2 separate regions of the Homo sapiens genome follow, and region 1 is linked to region 2. A link is an interaction called in ENCODE POLR2A ChIA-PET data of the cell type or tissue named here. Cell type or tissue: A673. All regions are shown on one strand.

Region 1 (5,000 bases), 140 kb after region 2:
TTCCATCTTTCAAGTTCCAATTTCAGGTTTTAAAAGCAAACTAAAGATTATGAATAAAATGTGAAGTGGTGTCCAGGAACCATGAGCATTGTCAGGACTTTCTGGTGCCATGCTGTGTTTCAAAGCATCATCTATCACCACAGGCCCTGTACCCCCACCCTCTCTACAACCCTGCTGGGAGGCTGTCCTCATTTACTCTCCATCCTGTCTTCCCCTTCCTCCAACCTGTCAATAAGCCCTGTCCAAATTCTCCTTCAAATAGATTCTCTCCTCCACATGTTCCTCTACTGACTTGAACTTAGGTCCTTATCAACTCTATTGGTTTCCTATTCCCTAATATGCCCTCTCAAAATGCCACCAAAGTCGTCTACTAGACTCCTGCAAAGCAACCATTTCCTTGCTAAACACCCAACGACTTACAAGATCGAGTGATTTGACAATGGCTTATCAAGCCTGTGGCAACCTGATTTCAACCCCTCATAGCCCCCTCACTGGCTTCTGCCCTGTTTCCTGCTCACTTGCCATGTATCAGCCACCAGACACACACTCAAAAGTTTGAGTGGCTTTCCTGCCGTGTGAATCCTACTCACGTCTCCGGAGAAATCTGGAGAGGCATTCTTTAACACACTGGAACAAACGTAGCTGCCTCCACTTCAACACACTAGTCACTGACTTTTGCGTTCTGCCTTCCCTACTACAGTTTAAATTACCTAAAGGTAGAAAGAGTATCCTGTTTGCCTTTTCTTACCTGCCAGCTGGTGAAGGGCCTAGCACTCACTGCATGCTCAATAAATGATTGCTAAGCTCCACAGTCTACTTCATGGGAAAGAACAGCCAAGTGTTAATAAGCTAACACTATACGTGTACCGAAACTCATTTCTGCCATGTCCTGAGATCTTAAAAGCACAACCCATGTACAGAACCATTACTGTGGAGACTCTTATGTGCCTCCAGTCAGGAGCTTGGGTATCATACCGAATGTCCCAGAAACGAATTTTCTTGTCAAAATGTCCACTCATTACACATTGCTCTGTGCAGACAATATCATTGCAACTGGATCCTGCAAACACTGTCTTTATGCCTGAAAGAAATGCAAACATCATTAATCAAGCAGAGGCACCAACGTGGCTGTTTACATAATGCTGCCACCCTCTAACCACTGACTTGTCAGAGTTACTCACTTAAATGAAGCTTTAAACAAGAAAAACTATCACTATCCTCAGTGCCCCTCTAAACATGAAGCCAGATCTGAAATTCAAACTATATTACATAAATGCAGGCTCTGACGTGCAAACACACACCTCCACGCTAACATCTAAGCATATACACAGACAGAGAGACTGAATTTCCTCACAGACTTTGCTGCGTAGATCCCAGAGTTTGAGAGTCCGGTCGTGACTTCCTGAGACAATCCGCGCATTGTCCAGCAGGAACTTAGCAGACAGCACTTTCCCACTGTGTCCCGTGAGTGTGTGCTAGGAGAGAGAACACAGCCAGGGTGAGCCTCAGGGCGCCAGGCCCTGCCTATGCTGGCAAAGTATCCACAGCATCCTTACCTCCAGAGTCAGAGTGTCAGACCACCCTGAGATCCGGCCAGGAACACTCAAAGCGATAAGACAGCAAAGGAAAAAGAAACAGGTCAGGCACAGTGACTCACGCCTGCAATCCCAGCACACTGGGAGGCCAAGGTGTGAGGACTGCTTGAGCCCAGGAGTTCAAGAACAGCTTGGGCAACACAGTGAAACCCCCATCTCTACAAAAAAATTTTTTTAAAAATTTGCAGGGAGTGGTGGCATGCGCCTGGGGTCCCAGCTACTTGGGAAGCTGAGGCAAGAGGATTGCTTGAGCCTGGGAGGTTGAGGTTGCAGTGAACTATGATAGTGCCATTGTACTCCACCTGAGTGATAGCAAGATCCTGTCACACACACACACACACACACACACACACACATCCCAAACAGGACAAGAAGCAACAATTTCATTCACTGAGTCTTATCCAGGGGCCATGTATCTCATAGGAAGCCTATCTTTGAGTGTTGGCCAAAGGTGAGGTATCAAGACCAAAAGGATAAAACTCCCACTAAAAATAACATTAAAAACAAAAATTCAACATCACTAGCACCAAGCTTCACGTGCTCCCCATCCTCAATCTTGAATTTGAAATCAGCTCTACCACAGATACCTGCTGTACTGTTTTTGTAATTTTTCTATGTCTGAATTATATCAAATTAAAGAATTTTTAAAGCCTCGATGTTGCGCCATGCTGCTGAAAGTCAGTTCCATATTTAAAGTCAGACTAGACAAGGTCACCACAGGCATAATTTACAAAAGGAAACATCAGGACTCCTTATGTAAACAATTAAAACCCCTGGGGGATTTTCAATCAGAGGTCTCAGCTTGAACAAGGCAGATCATAGCCACAGATACCAGCACTCCCAACAATCAAATCCCTTTGTGACTAAGCTGTTGGATGCCAACCAGTGTCTTCCCTGAGCTCACGGAGGAACACAGAATGAGGGACATCACGGAGTGTCAGCTGCCCTTCTGCCCATCGCAGCACTTCTGAAGTGCGATGGAGGAGAGGCAGCTGGGGATAACTGGGATGCCGGGAGGGGATCTGAGGACTCAGACCTTTTACCATTCATCATTGACCTCTATGCAGTGCATGATCAACATTTTTCTATGTGTAAAACACCAGAGGTTCAGAAGGTATTCACTGATGTTTTCTTTCTAATTAGAAAATGCAAGGGTTGGCAAAGTGGCTCACACTGGTAATCCTAGCACTTTGGGAAGCCAAGGTGGGAGGATTGCTTGAGCCCAGGAGTTTGAGACCAGCCTGGGGAAATTAGTGAGACCCTCATCTCTACAAAAAAATTCGAATTAGCTGGGTGTGGTGGGTACTTATAGTCTCAGCTGTTACAGGGGAGGCTGAGGTGAGAGGACTGCTTGAGCCCAGAAGGTCGAGGCTGCAAGGAGCCCAGATCATGCCACTGCACTCCAAACCTTAGTTCCCAAAGATGAGACCTCATGGTTCAGGGTTAGATTTTTTTTGTGTTAACATTTTTGAAACCAATCCTTCCTCTATTTTCAGTGGGGTTAACTCCACTTTAGCACAGAAGCGAAAACTTCGGACCACATATACTCCCCTCTCAGCTTCAATGAGGGAAGCTTGTATGAGTTCTCAGACTGCCTTATCCCACATTCAAACCTCTGAAACTGGGACAGCATCTTACAACTGCTGCCAGTCGGGTGCCGGCTGTGCTGCGGTTGTGTGAAAACCTCCCACTGATCCTTCCGTAAGATCAAGAAAGCTCCAGTAACAAAGCCTACACTAGATACAGTCCATGAATAATGATTCCATTCAATATAAAACATCCACTCTGCACAAATCATGGGCAGAGACAAAACTTGGGTAGGCTACTTCTTAAATTCTATCTTTTTTTCTTTTTTGAGACAGAGTTTCACTCTTGTCACCCAAGCTGGAGTGCAGTGGCGTGATCTCAGCTCACTGCAACCTCCGCCTCCCAGGTTTAAGTGATTCTCCTGCCTCAGCCTCCTGAGTAGCTGGGACTATAGGCGTGTGCCACCACATCCAGCTAATTTTTGTATTTTTAGTAGAGACGGGGTTTTACCATGTTGGCCAGGCTAGTCTTGAATTCCTGACTTCAAGTGATCCGCCTGCCTCGGCTTCCCAAAGTGCTAAGATTACAGGCATGAACCACTGTGCCCGGCCTTACATTAAATTCTGAATAACTATTTTATCAAAATTTCAAATTTGTATTTATATTCACTATCTGTTTCTTTCTTAATGTTAAGAGTAAAATCACATTTCACAAACACAGGGTAGAAAAAGACATTGTTCATAAGTGGGATATGGCAAGTACAGATGATCCTCAACTTATGATGGGGCCAGTCTTGACAAACACATTGTAAGATGAAAATACCCTACATTGGGGACCATCTGTATATTCATTTTTACATACTTCACAGGAACATGTTAATCTTTACACAATTATACTCTTCCTAAAAATTTATCCATTACTCTTTTAAGCTTATAGCGTAAGCATTTTTTCATGTGATAGCTGAAAATTCATGGGCTTTGGGGTTCCACTGATTTGAACACCCTGGGTCTCTGTAACATCTGTGAACAGGAAACATCCTTGTGCTATCTTAGTACGGACTCAGCAAGATGAATGGGATCAAATCTCTTCCTTGTTGCACCTCCCTTTCTTTAAGAGTCTGTCACAGATGCTGTTGCAGTGAACATCTATGAGCACACAGCTTTCTTCTCTTGACTTATTTCCAGGAATGAAACTGCTGAACTAATGGAATAAGGGAAAGGGACGTTTTGTTTCTTGGCTCCTCGTACGTATTGTCACCTTGCTCTTTACAATGTTTGGGCTTGGCCAGGCGCGGTGGCTCATGCCTGTAATCCCAGCACTTTGGGAGGCCGAGGTGAGCGGATCACAAGGTCAGGAGATCGAGACCATCCTGGCTAACACGGTGAAATCTCGTCTCTACTAAAAATACAAAAACTTAGCTGGACGTGGTGGCGGGCGCCTGTAGTCCCAGCTACTCGGGAGGCTGAGGCAGGAGAATGGTGTGAACCCAGGAGGCAGAGCTTGCAGCGAGCAGAGATCACGCCACTGCACTCCAGCCTGGGTGACTGAGCGAGACACTGTCTCAAAAAAAAAAAAAAAAAAAAAAGTTTGGGCTTCTGCTCACCTTATTCTCAGTGAGAATAAGCTGGAGCTGCCTGAGGCTGACTCACTGTCTCGGTGCTTCCAATGGTATAGAGCTGGGCCTCCTACAGGCATTCATTCACCTCTATCATTTATAGAGTCCTTTGAAATGGATCAGATTTAAAATTCTTCTATCTGTTAGGTGTTTCTGAAATTCATTTTTATGATTAACAACACTTTTAGGTTTCATCTTCTACTTTTAAACAGGGATTAACAATAGCGGGGCAGCGGGTTTAGATGTCATCAAGGCCGGGGCCT
Region 2 (5,000 bases):
GCTTCCAAATCTTGGCTATTGTGAATAGTGCTGCTATAATCACATGAGTGCAGACATCTCTTCGATACACTGATTTCCTTTCTCTTTGGTATATACCTAGCAGTGGGATTGCTGGATCACACGGTAATTGTATTTTGACTTTTTTGAGGAACCTCCAAACTGTTCTCCATGGTGGCTGTGCTAATTTACAATCCTACCAGCAGTGTACGGTTCCCTTTTCTCCACATCCTCGCCAGCATTTGTTATTGCCTGTCTTTTGGATAAAAGTCATTGTAACTGGGGTAAGACATTATCTCATTGTAATTTTTATTTGCATTTCTCTGATGATCAATGATATTGAGCACTTTTTCATATACCTACTTGCCATATGTATGTCTTCTTTTGAGAAATGTCTACTTTTCCTATTTTTTAACTGGATGATTAGATTTTTCCCCTTTTGAATTATTTGAGCTCTCGATTTATTCTGGTTATAATCCCTTGTCAGAGGAATAGTTTTCAATTTTTGTTTTGTTTTGTTTTGTTTTTTTGAGACGGAGCCTCACTCTGTCCCCCAGGCTGGTGTGCAGTGGCGCAATCTCCGCTCACTGCAAACTCCGCCTCTTGGGTTCATGCCATTCTCCTGCCTCAGCCTCCCGAGTAGCTGGGACTACAGGCGCCCGCCACCACACCCAGCTAATTTTTTGTATTTTTAGTAGAGACGAGGTTTCACTGTGTTAGCCAGGATGGTCACGATCTCCTGACCTCATGATCTGCCCACCTTGGCCTTCCAAAGTGCTGGGATTACAGGCGTGAGCAACCACGCCCGGCTAATTTTTTGTATTTTTAGTAGAGACGAGGTTTCACCATGTTAGCCAGGAGGGTCACAATCTCCTGACCTCATGATCCGCCCACCTTGGCCTCCCAAAGTGCTGGGATTACAGGCGTGAGCAACCACGCCTGGCTAATTTTTTGTATTTTTAATAGAGACGAGGTTTCACCGTGTTAGCCAGGATGGTCACGATCTCCTGACCTCGTGATCCGCCCACCTTGGCCTCCCAAAGTGCTGGGATTACAGGCATGAGCCACCACGCCTGGCAGTTTGCAAATATTTTCTCCCATTCTGTAGGCTGTCTCCTCACTTTGTTGACTGTTTCCTTTGCTGTGCAGGAACTTTTTAACTTGTTAAAAACAGGAGCTTTTTTTCACTGCTTTTTTCCTGCATTGCTAATGCAGGAGCTTTAACCATTTGTCCACTTTTTGCTTTGGTTGCCTGTGCTTGTGGGAATTACTCAAGAAACCTTTGCCCAGTCCAACGTCCTAGAAAGTTTCCCCAGTGTTTTCACAGTTTCATAGTTTGAGGTCTTAAAGTCTTTAATCCATTTTGATTTGATATTTGCATATGGCAATAAATGGGAGTCTAGTTTCATTCTTCTGCATATGGATAACCAGTTTTCCCAGCACCATTTATTGAAGAGACTGTCCTTTCCTCAGTATATGTTCTTGGTACGTTTGTCAAAAATGTGTTCACTGTGGATGTATGAATTTATTTCTGGGCTCTCTATTCTGTTCCATTGTTCTGTGTCTGTTTTTATGCCAGTACCACGCCGTTTGGGTTAGTATAGCTCTGTAGTATAATGTGAAGTCAGAAAATGTGATTCCTCCAATTTTTCATCAGGAGAATTTTGGCTATTCTGGGTCTTTTGGCTATTCTGGATCCATATAAATTTTAGAATTATTTTTTCCATTTCTGTGAAGAATGTCATTGGTATTTTAATAGGAATTGCATTGAATCTGTAGACTGCTTTGGGTAATACGAACATTTTCACAATGTTGATTCTTCCAGTCCATGAACGTGGAGTATCTTTCCATTTTTTGTGTGTTCTCTTCCATTTCTTGCATCAATGTTTTGTAGTATTCATTGTAGAAATCTCTCACTTCTTCAGTTAATTCTTAGGTATTTTATTTTATTTGCAACTACTGTAAATGGGATTACTTTCTTGATTTCTTTTGCAGATTGTGCACTGTTGGTACATACAGAAATGCTACTGAGTTTTGCATGTTGATTTTGGATCCTGCAACTCTACTGAATTTATCAGTTTTAATAGTTTTTTTGGTGGGGTCTTTAGGCTTTTCCAAATATAAGATCACATCATCTGCAAACAAGGATAATCTGACTTCTTCCTTTCCAATTTGGATACCCTTTATTTCTTTTTTTGTTGTTGTTTGATTGCTCTAGCTTGGACTTCCTCACAGAAGAAATACAAAATGGATAATAAGCAAGTAAAAAGCTGCTTAATCACTCTAGTCATCAGAGAATGCAAATGAAAATAGCAATCTATTTTTTGCCCATGGGATTGGCAAAGTTTTAAAAGATGACTATCCAGTACTGACAAACATGTGGGGGAAAAAGAGTTCTCCTCAAGTACTGACAGGAGGTAAACAGGGTATAAACTTTTTAGAGAAAAAATTGATAGTGTATATCAAAATTTTCAAGGGTCATAACCTTTTACTTAATTTTGTTTTATAATGATTATAATATAGCGATGGAGTTCCAAAGTCAAATCTACAAACAAGGTAGATTTAGAAATCTAGCTTTTATATCTCTCCCCTATCTTGGTTCCCATAGGCTGCTTTACCAAAAAAGAGAGAGAGAAAGTAAGGTTTCTCCTTCCATTTTTAAGATACATGCAAACATGTATATCACATTGTCCCTTTTGTCAACAGTAGCATGGACACTTTTCTCCACCTTTGCCTTTCCATTTAATTACATATCCCGGCCATCACTCCTTAGCAATATCCAGGGCTTCCTCATTCTTTCAACAGTGGCACAGTACTCCACTGTATAGGACTCAGCCAGCGCCCTATGGATGGGAATTTTGTGCTGTTTAAAATTCTTCTGCGATTTCTCATAGTGTTGCCGTGAATTATCTTTACAAGCATCTTTTCCTGTTTTTACCAGTGTATCTCTGGGGTAAATTCCTAGAAGTAGAATTGCCCTGACAAAGAGTAAATGCACATGTAATTTTGCTAGCTATTGCCAAATTATTCCCACAGGGGTTGTACCATTTTGCATTCTCACCAACAGTGTTAGGAAAATGCTTGCTTCCCCATGGATTCAAAAACAAAATATGTTATTTAACTTTTAGATTTCGGCACATCTCATAGCTTTAATTTACATTAAGAAGACCCAATTTAGGAATACCCAATTTAAATTATTAAATGACCATGTTTCTGGCTCAGAAACCATAGAAAGTGCTTTACAGGGAGATTCTCCAGTGACTAAGTTTCACCGCAGAGGGGATAAATGGAACTGGGTCGCCACTGCATGGTTCGCTTCTTCTTCCACATATCCTGGGTTGGTGGGAGAAGAACACCTGGGGCCGGGCTGGGCGTGGGAAGCAGCAGAGCTGGGAGAGAGTGAGGGCGAAGGAGAGACGGCAAAGGCAGGCCCGGAGGGGCCGTCTGCCTTCTGCCCTGCTGCTGTTCAAGCTTGAGAGCACCACAAACAGCCCCTCTCCCTCCAGAGGACACCCCCCGGCTCAGCAGATGCTGGCTAGGTGTCTCCTCTAGACTGGGGATTCTAACAACATGGTGAGCAAAGTTCCTCCCCTCACAGAACTCACAGCGTGGAGAGGCAGGCAGATAACTATTTCCCACACTGACTCAGCCATGAAGACGACAAAGTGGGCCCTGAGAGTGGGACTCAGGGAGTCTCTGGACAGCCACTGAGGGACGGTCATGGGAGACTGGGAGCTGCCAAGGCCGAGTGGGTGCATGTCATCGGCACCGTCCCTGTCTACCTATCAAGTCTGAGCACACGTCCCGAACTGTTCACCCTGGGTGAGTTTTAATATTTGAACACTTTTGTCAGCATAGTAAATATAGTAAGAGAAAGATAATATACCTTACTGTGCATAACTCGGGGATTATATTAGGAGTCATGCAACAGGATATTTATAGAAGACAACAAGGAGATGTTTTAGGTCCTGAGTCTACTACTCCCACGGCAGCCTTTACGAGCTGAAGTGCCAACTTTGCTCCAGAACTCAGCCTCAGCGTTTGAGAAGATGGATCTTTGGGCCCACCTGACCCACACACTGAAGGAGAGGGTGTACTAGAATTGCTTTGTGGGTATTGGGCACTACTAGACAGCAAATTATAGACAAAAGCATTAGGTTTAAAGACAGTGAGTTAAGATACAAGTGACCAATGGCATCATTGCCTTCACCTGTGCTGTTGTTTGCAGACAATAAACACTGAGCAACAGATAAATGTCAGAGAACCTGGGTTTTGGCTTCTAAGGAAAAAACAGAACAACAACAACAACAACAAAAAAAAACCTCTTATTTGTGCCTGTTCTGTTGTGAAGAAGCCTGAGAGAGACCCAGATCTGAATCCTACCTGGCCACTGATAAATTTGCGAAATGGGGGCAGACCCTCTTTGCTTCTCGTCAAGAAAAGTGATGCTAGAAGCAACCTGCAGGGCTGTGGTGGGACTGAACAGGACCAAATGTGCACAGGGCCTGGCACATTCCCTGAGTCTGAAGCCCTTGCTAGCTGTGTAACTTAGAGCAGGTGCTTCTCCGCCCTGTGCCTCCACTGCCCCATCTGAAAACCGGAGCTATTAAGAGCAGTGTCGCATCCTAGCCTTGTTGTTGTGAGGTGCCAGTTGGTGCAACCTGATAATGTTCTGGGCACTGTCACTATCGGTGCTACCTTGGGGTCGAAGCCCTCAGCTTTGATGTCATCATTTGACACTGCTGAGACCCCTTTCCCATGTGAGCATCTTTCTTAAGACTGCTCTGGTATCAGTGGTCCACTCTCCCAAACCACAAGAAATGTCACAGGAGAGTCCCACCAAATAAGTCAGAATCCATCCTTCTTAGCTGCCCACAGAGGGGACACAACTGGGCCTGCCTTCTCTATGTCGGTCCCCAGCTGCACACAGGAGATTTGCCATGACTCACACTTCCATGCCATGCCTCCATCTTCTCAGCACACCCCTCCTGGCGAGCTCCAGC

What was found. ChIA-PET counts read pairs that join two places held together with the same protein. Peaks named below come from ENCODE experiments on the same cell type or tissue, not always from the same donor. Only the 100,000 strongest peaks of a DNase experiment are listed, where the experiment ranks them.
Region 1: POLR2A ChIA-PET joins it to region 2 with 18 read pairs; 6 of 35 experiments call an interaction of 5 or more read pairs at or near these places.

Annotation. Positions count from the first base shown.
Region 1 is chr2:233,286,329-233,291,328 of GRCh38, reverse strand. ATG16L1 (autophagy related 16 like 1) reads right to left here. Exons shown (of 18, transcript NM_030803.7): 13 at 1,355-1,475; 14 at 976-1,081. It also overlaps SCARNA6. Among named protein-coding and RNA genes, the nearest start is that of SAG, 19 kb to the left of the region's middle. RefSeq lists an enhancer at 2,144-2,645. In A673, no CTCF peak of the experiment used is centred here; a DNase peak (open chromatin) is centred at 2,398.
Region 2 is chr2:233,428,186-233,433,185 of GRCh38, reverse strand. All of the region lies in intron 3 of DGKD (diacylglycerol kinase delta), which reads right to left. Among named protein-coding and RNA genes, the nearest start is that of DGKD, 76 kb to the right of the region's middle. In A673, no CTCF peak of the experiment used is centred here; a DNase peak (open chromatin) is centred at 2,905; H3K27ac peaks cover 1,995 bases.